2 separate regions of the Homo sapiens genome follow, and region 1 is linked to region 2. A link is a loop called in an ENCODE intact Hi-C map of the cell type or tissue named here. Cell type or tissue: heart right ventricle. All regions are shown on one strand. Links, peaks and the distances in the headings refer to the core of each region. The heading gives the core; the rest is flanking DNA. Region 1 holds the start of LOC102723594 (a long non-coding RNA gene). Region 2 overlaps LBH (LBH regulator of Wnt signaling pathway).

Region 1 (8,337 bases), core at 100-8,099, 51 kb before region 2:
TGTCCTTAAGAAGTGCCTCTGGCCCGGGATTAGTCACGGAGGCTCCCTGAACTTGTTTCTTCATCAGTAAACAAACCTAACAAGAGCTGATGCGTTAGTGAACGTAGGGCGCTTTGTAATGCACTGCGATCCTTCTACATATATGCAAACTGAGGCCCAGGGGATTAAGTGCCCTGCCTGGGACCACCAGCAAGCAAGTGGAGCCTGGGTCAGCATCCAGGGTGCCTGGGTCCAGACAGCCTTGCCCACAGTGGCTCACTCTGGCTTGCGGGTACCCTCCTGACAGCAGACCCAGAGAATCTCTACTCCAGCTGCCTGGCTCCCCAAGGTGGAGGGCCAGGAGCTCCAGAAGTCAAAGAGCTGGTGGGAGGCTGGGAAACTTCAGAAGTCACACCTGGGGACACTCAGCCTTTAGGGGGGTTCGTGGTGCTGAGGCCCATCACACGGTCCCAGGAGCTTTGAAAGTCCAAGGGAATTACCCTAGGCGGGGGCCTCAGCCATGGTGGGGTTCCAGCCGGCCCCCAGCTTTGTTTTATTATGTGCCTTAGCAACTGCCTCCCTTGTCAACAAGAAGCCTGGGAGGACTGTTTTGTAAAAGCTCTTCCATCCTAGACTCTTGATACCTCAGCTAGGAATCTTCAGACAGAATAATTGTGAAAGCAGCCTTCAGTCAGAGTTCGCCTCCTAGTCTTATGTTTGGTGATGTGTCCCCAGCTATGCTGCAAGGTCGTCCCAGGACAAGCCTTGAGCCATCGGCTTCTCTGAATCCCCAAAGCACTTAACACAGAACTTCAATGGAGCAGTGGCTCAATTATGCTCAGATTATAAATCACAAACTCTGTTTGCATTACAACCGATTTCTTTCCAAATCTTGTCAATGGAATTTCTAAACATGTTAGCATCACTGTAATGATATGCAAGTGCTATTTGGTTCTCAACATTTTTTATTTGACATTATTTTATCTATTACACACTTCAGTGCATAATCCACATACTTGTCATTGTTAATAGCTGCGCCGGATTCCAGGGTCCCAACATACCATCCTTTGTTTAAGCATTCCCTAATTGTTGGGTATTTGGGTTGCCTCCAATGTTTGAACACTATTAATAGTGCTGCTGGGCCACCTGGTTTTTCTCTCCTTTGCCTGGACATGAGGAGATGGGATGGGATGAGGGAGGGAACATTTTCTCTCCTGCATTCCCAGAAAGGCCTATTCTTCACACTACTTCCCTGGGCTGGGAATAACAGAGGCCAATGTCTGCTGTTCTGTCACAGACAGGCTATTATCTCAGACTGTCATTGGGAGACTTCTTATAAGGCCTGTGGTGCCCCAGGAATAAGAGCAAGGCCCTCAGCTGGCTGCACTCAGGGGCTCTGGACTCAGCAGGGCTTTCATGTTGAGCTGTTTGCTGTGAATTTGGCTTTTCCTGTATGTGGCTCTGTTGAACCATCTCATCAGACAGGCCCTGAGGAGAGACCTGATAATATCTCTCCTGTTCCTAGCAGGTCATTTCAAGGTTACACTGGGAATCCCAGAACTTCTGAGCTGAAAGGTAATCTTTCTGTTTAACTAACCGACCTTTCTATTTCACAGCTGAGGACATTGAGGGCCAGAGAGGGAAAGTAACTTTCCCAAGCTCACTCAGCTGTTTTTGGCAGAGCTGGGCTGGGGCCGGGAGGGCCTCCCACCCCCAGGCAGGCGTTAGTGTCACCTGGCTTCCCCAGGGTAGCATGTTTATGGATTGGAATCCTTCTTGAAGTTAAGATACCAATTCTCCGCAAATTGAACTGTAGATGTAACACAATCCCAAGCCAAGGCACAGCAGGATTCTTTGTGGATACAGGCAAGTGAATTCTAACACTTATATGAGAAGGTAAAGCCAAGGCAATTTTGGGAAAGAACAAATTTGGAGACTCACACTACCTGATACTATCAAGCTACAGTCATGCAAACAGTGTGGTATTGGTGAAAGGATAGACAGAATAAAGAGTCTAGAAATAGACACACACAAATATGGTCAATTGATTTTTGGCAAAGATATATAAAGGGAATTCAATGGAAAAAGGACAGTCTTTTTAATAAATGATGTTGGAGAAATTTGATATCCTATGCAAAAACAATTACCCTTGACCTGTGCCTCACGTTATAGAAAAGTGAATTAAAAATAGATCATGGACCTAGATGTAAAGTATGTAACTATAAAACTCTTAGAAGAAAACAGGAGAAAATCGTTGTAATCTTGACTTAAACAAAGAGTTCTTAGATACGACAACCAAACCATGCTCTATAAAAGAAAAACAATAAATTGGACTTTATCAAAATTAAACACCTTTACTCTTGTGAAAGACATTTTAAAGAGAATGAGAAGAAAAGCTGCAAACTGGGGGGAAATACTTGCAGATCACATATCAGACAACAGACATCTAGACTATAAAAAGAACTCGTAAAAGTAAGATCAGAAACAACCAATTTTTAAAAACTAGGCAAGATTTGAAAAGATGCTTCACCAATTAAGATATAGAAATGGCAAACGAATACATGAAAAGATGCTCATTAGTGATTAAGGAAATGCGAATTGGCCGGGCGTGGTGGCTCACGCCTGTAATCCCAGCACTTTGGGAGGCCGAGGTGGGCGGATCACCTGAGGTTGGGAGTTCGAGACCAGCCTGACTAACATAAAGAAACCTCGTCTCTACTAAAAATACAAAATTAGCCAGGCGTAGTGGTGCGTGCCTGTAATCCCAGCTACTCAGGGGGCTGAGGCAGGAGAATCACTTGAACCCGGGAGGCAGAGGTTGCAGTGAGCCGAGATCGTGCCATTGCACTCCAGCCTGGGCAACAAGAGCGAAACTCCGTCTCAAAAAAAAAAAAAAAAAAAGGAAATGCAAATTAAAACCAGAATGAGATACCATCTCATGCCTATTAGGTTGGCTAAAAATACTGACAATACCAAATGCTCACAAGGATGTGAAGAAACTGGAACTCTCATACATTGGTGGTGGGAATACAAAATGGTACAGCCACACTGGAAAATAGTTTGATTATTTCTTATAAAGTAGAATCTATTTACCATACAACACAGCAATCCCACTTCTAGGTATTTCTACCGGAGAAATGAAAACATTCTCCTACCAAAAACTACACCAATATGCATAGCGGCACTACTCATAAGCTCCAACATGTGAAAACAACCCAAATGTCCCTCATTGGATGAGCGGATAAACGAACTGTGGGACGTTCATACAATGGAAACTACTGTGCAGTAAAGAGGAAAAAACTATTCATACAACGACTTAAATGACTCTCAAATGCATGATGCTAAATGAAAGGCCTGTCACAAATCAGAGCTCACTGCTTCCATCCTCCTTCCCCTTTCTTTAAACTCTAAGTGAAAGAAGCCAGTTTCGAAAGGTTACATACTGTGTAATTCCATTTATATGGCATTCTGAAAATGGCAAAATTACAGGAACAGAAAATAGATCAGTGGTTGCACAGAGCTTGGGATGAAGGAAGGGCCTGAATGCAAAGGCATAGCATGAGGAAATGCTTTGTGATATAGGAATTGTTCTTTATCTTGTTAGTAGTGGTGGTTACATGAATCTGTGCTTGTATTAAAACTCAGAGAGGACTCTACATCCAAAGTGACTTCTATTTTATGTAAGTTAAAAACACAAAAAGCTGACAAAATACTTTTGTATCATTAACTTATCTAAGTCTCCTAACTACCCATTAGTGGATCCACTGGACACTTTGAAGAAGGAATGAATTGTTCATTCATTTATTAATTTAAGAGCTATTTATGGGCCCTTACTATGGGCATTTCTCTAGGTACAGGCGCAAAGAAAAGTTTTGATCTCAGAGAGCTCCCATTCCAGCAGGTAATTCTTCTGAATACTGAGTTTCCCCCACCTGTGAGTTTGTAACTTCCCATCTTGACCCTCTCACTGCAGGAAGCTGCCACCTCCCACTGCAGCTTCCCAGTCACCCGGGGCCTGGGCTGCGTGGCCTGTATGGAGGTCAATGCTTGGGCCCTGGAACGCTGCACCAAGCAGCAGGGGAGATGGGTAGCAGCAGCCTTGCCCTGGGTCTGGTACCCAGACTGCCTGGCCACCCACTGTAGGGGTTGCATTTGGCCTAACCTTTCCAACAGATGAAACAGACCCTCTTGACATGGCTCAAGTTCTCCTACTTGCTGTCAGGACTGTTCTGCTGTGAGCTCTGCTCTTTCTCCAGTGATTAGAATCAACACAAATGGGGATAGGGGTGGAGTAAAGAGGGGAATATATGAGCAAGAGTGGGGAGATGAAGGGCAAGGGAGGTGAGCGTGTAAGCAACAGTATACAACACAAAGTACTGTACACATAAAATACAGGGAGGTGAGTGTGTAAGCCACAGTACACACATGAAATACTGTACACATAAAATACAAGGAGGTGAGTGTGTGAGCAGTGGTACACACGTGAAATACTGTACACATGAAGTACAGGGAGGTGAGTGTGTCAGCAATGGTACGCACATGAAATACTGTACACATGAAATACAAGGAGGTGAGTGTGTGAGCAGTGGTACATACATGAAATACTGTACACACAAAATACAGGCAGGTGAGAGTGTGAGCCACAGTACACACATGAAATACTGTACACACAAAATACAGGAAGGTGTGTGAGCCACAGTACATACATGAAATACTGTACACACGAAATGCAGAGAGATGAGTGTGTGAGCAATGGTACACACATGAAATACTGTACACATGAAATACAGGGAGTGAGTGTGTGAGCCACAGTACACACTTGAAATACTGTACACACAAAATATAGGCAGGTGTGTGAGCCACAGTACATACATTTAATACTGTACACACGAAATACAGGGAGGTGAGTGTGTGAGCCACAGTACACACATGAAATACTGTACACACGAAATATTTTGAGTCCTCTAAACAATGTTATAAAACAGATGTTTCTCCCCTATATCCAGGTGGCATAATGGTGACCTGGGGGATTGCATGGCTTGCCCAATTCCCACAGCTAGGAAAAGGGCTAAATCAGGCTTCTAACTCAAGTCTCTGTGCCCCCAGAGCCTGTGCCCTTCCCCATCCCACCCTGCCTCCAGGCTACAGGAGCCACAGGCCCAAGTTCATGGGCAGGCAGCCAAGCTTCCCCCTTGGAAATGCCCTGGCTTCACCTGGGTGCTCCAGCTCCCAGACAAGACTTAGTGGAGACAGGGTGTTCAGAGTTAGAACCCACAGAGTCTGGGTTCTAACTCACATGGCTTTGGGCAAAGAGCATGTTCCTTCCTTACCTCCCTCTCCAGGAACATCAGAGGGGGTAATTTAAGAGCCTCCCTCCTGTCTTTCCACAGTGTGGTAGGCAATGACCCCGATATCTGCTAAAAGCTGCAAGATGGTCCTGATAAATTTCATTCTGGGTTGGCCCTCAGGCCACCTAACAGAGTGCTTCAGCACACATCCTGGAGGCCCTGACCTTCCTGTATCCAGACCCAGCCTTGACTCTGGATCCACAAAGAATGTGTGAGTATCACGTTGGAGGCTCCTAAGGGGGCCACTGCTAAAGTCCCACTGCAGAGAGGACCAAGGCCAGGAGCACAGTGGGTGAAAGGGAAGGGCCTGGGTGAAAAGACCTCTTCAAGCCCTGCAGGGTGGGCCGGGGGCTCCCAGAGGCAGGCAGGCGTGCTCCTCCAGTCTGTTTCCCCAGTCAGTGAAGCCTCTGGTTGAGCTCATGACATGGCAGCATCTTCTGAGGCCCAGAGGAAACCTGCCTTAACTCTTGGGCAAAGGGATCCTTTCTAGAAGACAGAGGGGGGTTTGAGATAATGATGGTCTCAGGGACAGGGTTTCAGGCACCTAATGTCCTAAGGGAGTCAGAGAATAGGTGGGAATCACTGTCGGGGTTGGGGAGTAGCAAAAGTGACAGTAAGTGTTGACTGTGAAGAGTGATGGGGCTGGGTGACCAGAAGTAGGAAACTGGTTTGGGATATGATGAGCTTTCTCTTCAAATAATCTCATCAATCTTTTATTCTTTAATTCATAGTACCCCCCACGCCCCTGCCTTTTCTCCTTTTCCCCTTTTTGCCTTTGTTAGATGCCCAGGCACGCCACAGTACCAGGCGTTATCAGTACCAGCTCACACTCCTTTCCTTATTTGGAAAGAGGACTCACTTTTTAGCTCACTACAGACACCCCTCCCCCTTCCCCTCCACTTTCTTTTATGTGCCCACCTTATCTAAAAAAATCAAATGTTTAGCCAACCGGGATTAGTTTAGATTGTACGACCTGACCCTGGCCAATAGGGAAAGGGTATAGGGGCAGGACTTGCATCAGGAATAAAGGCTCTTGTGCCCCTTCCTACAGGTGTGCTTTCATGGCGACTGGCCAAGGAGGCACCCCTCTGCGCAGAAGTAAAATTTCTTTGCTAAGAATCCTTTGTTCAAGTGTTCAATTTCCTTAGGATTTTGAGCGTTATTCCTAACACTGGCAGGGATGTATGGTCGGGAAGGAGACATGGGGACCCTGCTGGGGTCTGGGGCCCAGGGGCATTTCTCCACAACTTGAAGGGATTGACCCCAAAAAACCAAGCTCAAGGCACTAAGGGGCTGGAGAACTCATGAGATGGCCCAAACTAAAGGGACACCAGATTGGTCCCCTGGGGCCGGAGGGGCTATGGGGTGAAGGCTTGGTCATGGGAGTCATCTCTAGTGCTTGCCCTAGAACAGAAGATCACAGAGCAGCTTGGATAAAGCTGACTTGGGGTTACAGCCCTAGAACCAGGACGGACCTCATAGCCAGGAGCGGTGGTTCGAGGCCTGCAGAGGCCCAGGGTCCCTGCTGGGGAATGGAGTGAGGGAGTGAGGCAGGGATCTGGGGATGACAGGACACAGCCAGCATTGAGGAATGCCTTGTGTTGTAGGAGCCGGGGAGTGCGACATTGGAGTGGGACATTACTAGCTGTATGGCCTGTACAAGGGCCCACACCTTCCTCCCCTTGTCCAGGTCTCCTATCTATAGAATGGGGGTGAGAAAACCAATCTCTAAAGTTTCTTGCTTGGTTGGGCATGGTGGCTTACACCTGTAATCCCAGCACTTTGGGAGGCCAAGGGGAGAGGATTGCTTGAGCCCAGGGTTTCGAGACCAGCCTGGGCAACAGAGTGAGACCATGTCTCAATAAAAAATAAAAATAAAAAAAGTTTCTTATGAGAATTAAATGACAATAACACACAAAGTGCCTAATACATAGTGGGTGTTGGGAGGAAAAGGGGTCTAATTTGTTCAATTGTCATCTGCCATGGAGGTAGAAGGAAAAGTGTAGGCCAGAGGTTATCAAACTTGGCTGAAAATCACAATCAACTGGGGGGCTTGTCAACCCAGTTTGCCATTGCCCGCCCCTGGAATTTCTGTCTGTAGCTCTGGGTGGGTCCTGAGATCATTTCTAACAAGTTTCTACTGCTGCCGCTGCTGCTGCTGCTGGCCTGAAGACCACATTCTGAGAACCCCTGATGTAAATACGAAGAGGGTCAGCCCACTTTTGAGTGGCGGAAAATTGTGGTTCTACCACTTTCTAGTTCTGGGGCCTTGAACAATTTACTTAACTTCATTGTGGCTTAGTTTCTTCACTTATAAAATAAAGATAATTGTGCCTTGGGATTATCGTAGGGTGTTATAAAGATGAAATGAGTTAACAAATGTGTAAATGGTTTGGAAGAGTATCCGATAAAATGTAAACACTCAAAAATGTTAGCTCTTAGTATATGGTAGGCCCTTGAAAAATACATTATCTCAATTGTCAAAAGATCAGCAGCAGCAGTTAATATTATCATCTCCATTTTACGGCTGAAGAAGTGTAAGCTCAGAAAGATGAGATCTACTATGCAACTAGGGAACCCAGGCTGCCATCTGAACCCAGATCTTCCAGCTCCATAGTTAGGGCTGTTACAAATCAAGTCTCACTGCTTCCTTCCTCTTTTTTTTCCTTTAAGCTCTGAGAGTGGATGATTCGGCCCTTAAGCCTGAGAGGCTGAGAGTGGGTAGGGCTCAGTGCCTGGAGCAGGGAAGAGTGGAGGAGGAAGCTCAGGAGGAAGTTTGCCTGGGAACCTGGCACAAATGTTACTCAGGATGCACAGTGGGGATATTTTCGTGTGTTCAGAGGGCAGATATGCGGATGACTCAACGTTTTGCCCACGTAGTGCCTCTTGTTGCTTGGCTGCCTTAGCTGATTGAAGTCATCAGTGGATAATGTAGCAGGTGCAAATGAATTGGCTACTGATGGTTTATACAACCCTGGAGGACGCCCCTACTCTCGGCCTAATATGGACA
Region 2 (8,337 bases), core at 209-8,208:
TTTTTATTTAATTTTTATTAATAGAAATTTATATTATATACTATAAATATCAATTTAATGTAACCTTAAATGGCCCTGTGTGGCGAGTGGCTGCCTCGTTGGATTGATGATTTAGTATGCGGACGATGAAGGCAGCAGGATGTTCCTGGGAATCCCAGGGCGTTTGTTTGACCGACCAACAGTGGAGGCTGTTGGACCAGAGAATCCTGGGCCTGAGGGTGAGCTTCTGGAGACCAGGAATTCCTCAGCAGGCTTCTTGCTTAGGCATAAAAGTTGCCGGTGAGCCAGTTCCCATTTCACCCTTGGAGGGGAACTGAAAGGCAACACCAGGGCTTCAAAGGCCCCAAATTTAGGGACCGGGCTATCAACTGTCTGCCTCCATGCCAGGTGACCTAAACCTGGCTGCCCCTGGGGTGGGAGAGGAGAGAGATGCCTGGCACCTGGCATGGAAAATGTGAGCGCTCCTGGTCAGAGCCACCCTCCCCTGAGTGTGCATCTCTCAGCCATCATCTGACAAACAACCCAAGCTGGCCACAAAGAGGCCGAGGGCTCTGCAAAGAGCCGAGAGATGCTAATAGGGAAAGCGGACACCAGCAGGTAGAGGAGATGAAAGGTGGTTAGCAGGACACAAAGGGCTAATGACCAGCTCTGCAAGCTGAGACCTCAGGAGCCTGGACATCTTGCTCTTTTTTGCAAAGGTGGAAAGAGGAAAGAGGAAGGCCGGGGGTGGAGAGGGAGGGGAGCGAGCCTGAGATACATAACCAGGCTAGCTCCCTAAGGCACTGTGGACAAAACCACACAGTAAGCTTCTACCCTCTCTTGTTGCAGAGAAGTAAGAACAATCAGCCCAAACCCGCTCAGGAAAATTGCTCTTCCCACAGGCAGACCACAGAGTCCGAAGGATCTGGCTTTTTCCTCGCCTCCATCTTTTATTATCGCTATGACCCTGGTCACGTCATTTTATCGCCTCTGAGCCTCAGCTGCCTCCCGAGTAAAATGAGAAAATCATTTCCACTTTACGGTATGGTTGGCAAGGTCACAGTGCTGTGCCTTGAGAGCCAGCACAGTGCCTGACAGGCTCATCGAAGCGGTGGCCTATTCTCCTCCTCTACTCCTCTATAATTTGGGTCAGTGCTAATGCTGATCTTGCAGGGCTTTGGAGAGAATCAAACACAGGTATGTGTGAACATGCCCTGTAAACTCTACCTTCCTAATGATGGTTCTTACTAGGTAAAGCTGGGGTCCCCCAGCAGCATTTAGAGTGAGGAACCAAGGGGTCAACAGCTGTGGCTTGGGACAGGAGCAAATACGCAGCACTCCTGGGCTTGTGCCCACAAATCCTAGGCCGAGTTCTTAGGAGAAATGGCTGCAACTTCATTCATCACTTCCCTCCCTGTGGCTCTGTTTCCCCAGGGCGTGGGTTAGGACCGGGGGAATGAAAACCATGCCCTTGTCACTACCCCGCCCCCAACCAGAGGCCTTCCTCTTCTTCTACCTCCTCCTTTCACTTACTCCAGGGGCCTGCCCCTCAGCTTCCCAACGTCTGGATTTCTTACTTCTCCTGGAGAACAACAATGAATTGCCTTGTGTGTTCCTTCCTTCCTACGATGGGCTGGCTTATAACAATGGGCAGATCTCTACCAGCATCCTGCTCTGCCAAGGGATGAATGAACAAGCAGCAGCTAATTCAAATAAAAAACCCACCTGTTCTTTGCCCCCTAACAATGTGTGAAGGCAAGAAATTCCGTCTTTGAAATACTTGCCTCCTGCTATTTTATTATCATCATTATTATTATTTGCATTTTACTGGCTTTTCCACGTGAAATGTGGCTAATAAGAACAGAAAGAATTGTAGCAAAGGGGCAGCAGGGCTACTAACTAGATGCAGGGAAGGAAGAATATTCTCCAGTCTCTACTCAGAGACTGTCCATCTTTAAGACTCTCATCTTCCTTAAATCTCCCCTGGACTGGGGTTACAGAACATCCACCTCACTCTGTTCTGCCTTGCCCTGGTGCCTCTAATCCTATAGAGGACTTAAGCAAAGATTTGGGGCTTATAACAACTGCTAGACCTCCTTCCTTTGGATCAAAGATGCTTAAGCCTCCAGCCTTGAAACTTAAAAGAAAAGGAAATCCTTTGGATAAACACCATCTTTCATAAACATCTCTCAAACACACACCCATCCTGCGAGTCAGGAGTTCCAAATTCTAATTAATTGCACTAATTTCTACTGCTAACTCTGGGCCCAGTGGAATGAGGAGGCTTTTGGAATGTTAGAGAACTTTTTTCTCCGGGGCAGTGAGAAAAGACTTGTTATCAGGCACAGATGACTTCAAATATTCACGACTTTTTGACTGTATCATCATTACCTTCTGGAAAGAAGACTGGCCCCCTGTCACCTCCAGGCATCTGTGGGTGGCACATCCGTCTCTCTATCCTCCCTCCACTAGTACTACCCAATGTCCCATGGTCACACCTCTCTCAGCTGCCATTTCTAACTATCCCCGCATTCTTTTTTTGGAAACACAAATCTTGAATATTTAGCCTGTCCCATTGCCTTCCATTTCTTGTTTGGGTTCCCTTCCTAACCCCCACCACGTAGCTTCCAAAAACATCCCTGGATGGAAACAAATCTCGAAGGCCTTCCTTGCAGCCCTGCCCCACGGCCTTTACTCCACTTTCATTCCGTCTCTACCCATTCTACAGTGCACTACCAGGACGACTCACTTTGTCCTCCACAAAAAATTTTTTTGCCCCACGCAAGACGTCTTCCTTGATAGTAGCTCCCATAAAAGAAGCTTGGAGATTTTAGTTGATCACAACTGCAGCATTGAGGCTAACAACTGAAGCAAATAGGGCTATATTCCTAGAGGTATATGCCTTTCAATGAAACCATCTACACTAACAGAGAGCTGATGGACCTGCTACCCTCTCATCAGGCATATTCTATTTAGCCTAGGGCAGCCATTCTCCAAGCTCAACTGCCAAGATCCTTTCAGTGAGGGAGCCTCCACAGAGGTAACATATTTTCATAGTAATACTAAGATGTCGTTTGCCTTTTTCAGTGTTAACACTTGCACTAAGGGTATAGAAAGCAACAGTGGAAGAAACTGCTGGCACCTTGGCGAGAATTAACATAGTGGCAGCAAACCATACTTGGCATCATCAATTGTTCGCCAGCTCACCCTCACGATTAAAACGAAAGCAAGCAAACAAAAAAAATTAATGCCCTTGATGAAGTGGTAAAAAGTAATTTATATTAAATATTGACTCAACCACATGTCACTTATGTATGTGGCACAGTGAAATGGACAGTTAGCCTACAACATTTCTGCTGCTGACGGAAGTACAACAGCTGTCTTGAGGAAAGCAGTCATGTGACAGAGTTGCCAGCTGAACTAGCCGCTCATGCCACGGAGCACCATTCTTACTTGAAAGAATGACCAACAAATTGTAGTTATTCCAACTTGGGTATTTGGCAGGCATTTTCTCAAAAATGGACAAAGTGACAAAGTGAGCCTGTCACTTCAAGGAAAATAACAGTATTTGTCACCAATGATAAAAATAGAGCTTTCAAGTGAAAATTAGAATTTTGAAAAAGTTGTATCAGCCACCATGAGCCTGACAGCTTCCTAATGCTTGAGATCAGTAGAGACATTAAGAAATGTGATTTTATGATATTGTATAATGAAATGAGTCAACATTTTGAAGACCTGCATAACTTGGTGAACCTATATTTTCCAAATGATCAGAACATTACACTAAGCATGGGTAAAAGATGCACTCAAAGTGCAAAATAGACTAATGAATTTTAGTGTACAAAAAGGTCATTGATAAGATGTCAGATATCACATTGCCACTAACATTTAAGAAACTACCACTTGTTGGCTGGGCACAGTGTTTCATGTCTATAATCCCAGCACTTTGGGAGGCTGAGGTGGGAGGACTGCTGGAGGCCGGGATTTCAAGACAAGCCTGGGCAACATAGTGAGACCCCATCTCTACAATTAAAAAAAAATAGCCAGGCATGGTGGCACATATCTATAGTCATAGGGACTTGGGGAGGCTGAGGCAGGAGGATCACTTGAGTCCAGGAGTTGGAGGCTGCAGTGAGCTATGACCATGCCACTGCACTCTAGCCTGGGTGACAGAGCAAAACGCTGAAAGAAAGAAAGAAAGGAGGGAGGGAGGGAGGGAGGGAGTGAGTGAGGAAGGAAAGAAAAAGAAAGAAAGAAAGAGAAAGAAGGAAGGAAAAAAGAGAAAGAGAGAAAGAAAGAGGAAAAAAACTAGTGAAGTACCAAAGAAACAAATCTGCATAGGCTAGATATCCTTCATTGACTTCAACCAACAACCAACACATACTGCAACAGATTGACTGGAGAAGCACATGAGAGTCTAGCCTAGTCTTCTATTAAACTAGACTTTAAACAGCCATGCAAAAACGTAAAACAATGCCTCTCCTCTCATTAAACATTTTCTGTTTTGGAAAATATATTTTTTACTAAAAACTGTTATTTACATTAACATGTAACAGTTTTGTTACTCTAAATGAATAAGTAAAAATTTTGAAAATTGTTCTAATTTCTGAAACAGTAAATATCAAAAGACATAATCAAAACAAAAGACATAATCATGAACAGAAGCTCTTTGGGTAGTCCTAAAATAAGTTTTAAGAGTGTGAAAGGGACCGAGACCAAAAGGTTTGAGAATAGTTGGCCTGGAGAAATAATCCTCAGTAAGATGACTATGGGCCAGGTGCAGTGGCTCACGCCTATAATCCCAGCACTTTAGGAGGTAAGGCGGGCAGATCACTTGAGGTCAAGAGTTTGAGACCAGCCTGGCCAACATGGCAAAACCTCATTTCTACTAAAAACACAAAAATTAGCCAGGCGTGGTGGTGCACGCCTGTGATTCCAGCTACTTGGGAGGCTGAGGCATGAGAATCCCTTGAACCCGGAAGGCGGAGGTTGCAGTGAGCTGGGATGGCACCACTGCATCCTGGGTGACGGAGTGAGATTGTGTCTCAAGGGAAAAAAAAAAAAAAAAGACTATGTAAGTCAAGGTTGAAAAACAACATATTTTAAAACTGGTAAAGATTTGAGGGGAACATAAAAGGTGCCTTCTGATATCTGAAAGGCTGATAGGTAGGGAAAGAACAGGTTTTTGTTGTTGCTTTTGTTTTTTAAACTCCAACGGGCACATCTTAGGATTAGGATGGTGGATTTCATGTCATTATTCGACTTTTAAAAAACACAATAAGGATTAGTTCTCTCACTTATACACATGGAAATCAGGCCCAAATAGGTGATGTGAGTTGCCTGAGATGACATAGGTAGCAGCAAAGCCAAGATTAGAAACCAGTTATCCGGATTCTTAAGTCTGTAATCCCTCTGTGCTGAGAGGTTCTGGACTCTGTGTCACAGTGTCCAAAGAATATCTAGGTAACCCGATGTCAGGCTACTGTAGAGGACATTCCTTATCAAGGTGATAGGACCAAGCTCAAAGCTGCCCTCCCCTCTGAGGACCTACAGTGCCATCGCTTTGATTCTGAAGAAAGTGTACGTATCCATGGTTTCCGAACTTCTAGTGTAGTCCCCAGTGGAATTCTGAACAACTCTGTCTCCTTTCACATGTTCTAAAATCCCTGATATATTATACATATTGACATTTTAAAATAAAATATACATACCACTCTTTTAAATGTACTAAATGGATTACAAATACCATAAGAATTTGACGGCAACCATGACCTATTAAAAAACTCAAGAACAAGCTCTTAAGTCAAATCTTGTATTCTTACTTTCTCTATGTAAAACTGTATTTCCATTCTACTTCTCCACAGAATTTTTTCTTGATGTAATATATTTTTATGTTTGAAAGTTTTTAGTCATTAGCTTTTCATAATTCTCTACAATAAAAAGATGTATTTATGCATACAAAATGATATTTTAAAAAATGTCCTACTTTAAGGCTTTGTTAATTTACAAATTCTGGATTGGTTTATTGCAGCTATTAGTATATAACTGATCAACAAACATATCACAAATAATTATTAAACACAAAGGTAAATTTTTATTGAGGTTTCTTTTTTTTCTGTTTGTTTGAGACAGGGTCTCACTTTTACCCAGGCTGGAGTGCAGTGGTGCGATCTCAGCTCACTGCAGCCTCCACCTCCTGGGCTCAAGCGATCCTCCCACCCCAGCCCCTCAAGTAGCTGGGACTACGGGTGCACACCACCACGCCTGGCTAATTTTTTTTTGTATTTGTTGTAGAGATGGAGTTTCCCTATGTTGCCCAGGCTGGTCTCAAACTCCTGAGCTCAAGCAATCTGCCCACCTCAGCCTCTCAAAGTGCTGGGATTATAGGTGTGAGCCACGCGTCCAGCCTTAATGAAGGTTTCTTACTGCAATAGTGAGTTGAATTGCGACAGGTTCTCCTCTTGTAAAGGGGGAGAAGGGCAGTTTTGAAAGAAAGGTAGGACAAGGAAGCAGGTGAAGCTAGTCTTCAGGAAATGCAATTTGCAAAAAGCAAGAGAAGAAGGCTTAAGATGTGGAAATGGATTTCCTGAAAACCCTCCCTGCCATCATGTCCTTTGGAAAGTGTCTGTGAACCCCAGAGGCAGCTGTCCTCCCATTTTAACATTTTGTTAAAATGTGAAGTAGTATAAGCATTATTAAGAAGTAATTTGGCATACAAATCTCTAACACTCAACTGCCAATGAAAACAGTCAGGAAGGTTCCTGATGCTTCAACTGCCATACCCGAGGGGCACATGACCAAAGAGATACCCATTTTAGAGGATCCTAAAAGGATTGTGCTGTGGAATTTCACACTCATGTAAGCTGGTATGTGTCAGCCTTGTGATATCACCTTCATCATCCCTGTTATGTCCACATACATGTCTTAGTTTCCTCCACTCATTTATTTAAAACATACTTGTTTAAAAATCTACCACTACATAAATGGAAAACTAGTCTTACATTTTTCAAGCTGTCTGTATAGCACCTAAATGAACTTTGTAAACCATCAGGAGTATGTGGACCCTGCTAGAGCACTGGCCTGGGCTGTCTACGTGTTGCAAAGCACCTAGACCCTTGGAGAGTTGTTGGGTACGTGGCCCTTCGACACTGGGTCCAAGACTTCCATTATGTTAAGATCTACTTTTAAGAGTCCAGCCCAGGCCAGGCGCAGTGGCTCACGTCTGTAATCCCAGCAATTTGGGAGGCTGAGGCAGGTGGATCACCTGAGGTCAGGAGTTCGAGAACAGCCTGGCCAACATGGAGAAACCCGTCTCCACTAAAAATGCAAAAACTAGCTGGGCATGTAGTGGGTGCCTGTAATCCCAGCTACTGAGGGAACTGAGGCAGGAAAATCACTTGAACCAGGGAGGCGGAGGTTGCAGTGAGCTGAGATCGTGCCACTGCACTCAAGCCCAGGTGACAGAGCAAGATTCCATCTCAAAAAAAAAAAAAAAAAAAAAAAGAGTCCAGCCCATCCTTAATTCCAGGGAAGGAATATTTCTCAACCATGAGTTATTCATGAGCCAGATCTGGAACCCCAGGAAAGCCAAGTTGGTTCAGAGACAAAGCATGCATCTGGTGAACCTTCTTGGGTCTCCAGAACAATGTAATTTTACTGGTCTTCTTCAAGGTTTACACAATGCTCAATGTCATTAATAGAATAAAGGAGAAAAGCTGAGTAATCGCTGACCTGTGTACATTTTTAATCCACAGAGGGTGTCAGTGTACCTACTAGGGGACAAGAATATGATCACCAGCTATTTTGCAATGCTGGCTAAATGTTGCTTGAACATCATCAACTGTTATCATCATGCTTGAAATAAGTAATTAACAAACAATAGGAAGATGTACAATATCTCCTAAACACTTTAAAATAGCCAAATATCTTTCTGATTCTATCCAAAAAGCTCTACCATTATCCCATCTTTATAGATGTTCTACCCTGGAGATTCTATTTGCTAGAGCTTTCAATGCTGGGAGCTTATATTTTGATAAACTCTTTGATCTTTTCTGTTTTTAAGGTAACATATAATCAGAAGGCTTAATGATGTTGAATCTCTTTGAATCAGTAATTCTACTTCCAGGAACTTATTCCAAAGAAACAAATCAGACCTGTGCAGAGATTTCTGTAAAATGATGTTCAGAATAGTGTTCTTTGTAAGAACATAATATGCCACAACCTAAATATTCAGCATTAAGAAATGTTACATAATAGAATTTTACAAAGAAAACCAAATGACAAGAACATAGTCACGATATTATATTAAGTGAAAAAGGGATTCACTACAGCATGTACAGTATGGTCTCAATTTTATTT

The links. Peaks named below come from ENCODE experiments on the same cell type or tissue, not always from the same donor. Only the 100,000 strongest peaks of a DNase experiment are listed, where the experiment ranks them.
Region 1: a loop joins it to region 2, with 2.3 times the contacts of the local background. A loop is called at or near these places in 12 of 110 quality-filtered maps.

What each region holds. Positions count from the first base shown.
Region 1 is chr2:30,293,494-30,301,830 of GRCh38, reverse strand. LOC102723594 (a long non-coding RNA gene) reads left to right here and starts at 1,135. Exons shown (of 3, transcript XR_427017.4): 1 at 1,135-1,554; 2 at 5,370-5,538; 3 at 8,001-8,337. RefSeq lists enhancers at 1-269, 270-952, 8,006-8,055, 8,226-8,285 and a silencer at 7,342-7,512. In heart right ventricle, for the core only: no CTCF peak of the experiment used is centred there; no DNase peak of the experiment used is centred there; H3K4me3 peaks cover 1,672 bases; H3K27ac peaks cover 3,381 bases.
Region 2 is chr2:30,242,671-30,251,007 of GRCh38, reverse strand. The region is part of intron 2 of LBH (LBH regulator of Wnt signaling pathway); the gene reads right to left. Among named protein-coding and RNA genes, the nearest start is that of LBH, 15 kb to the right of the region's middle. In heart right ventricle, for the core only: no CTCF peak of the experiment used is centred there; no DNase peak of the experiment used is centred there; H3K27ac peaks cover 6,333 bases.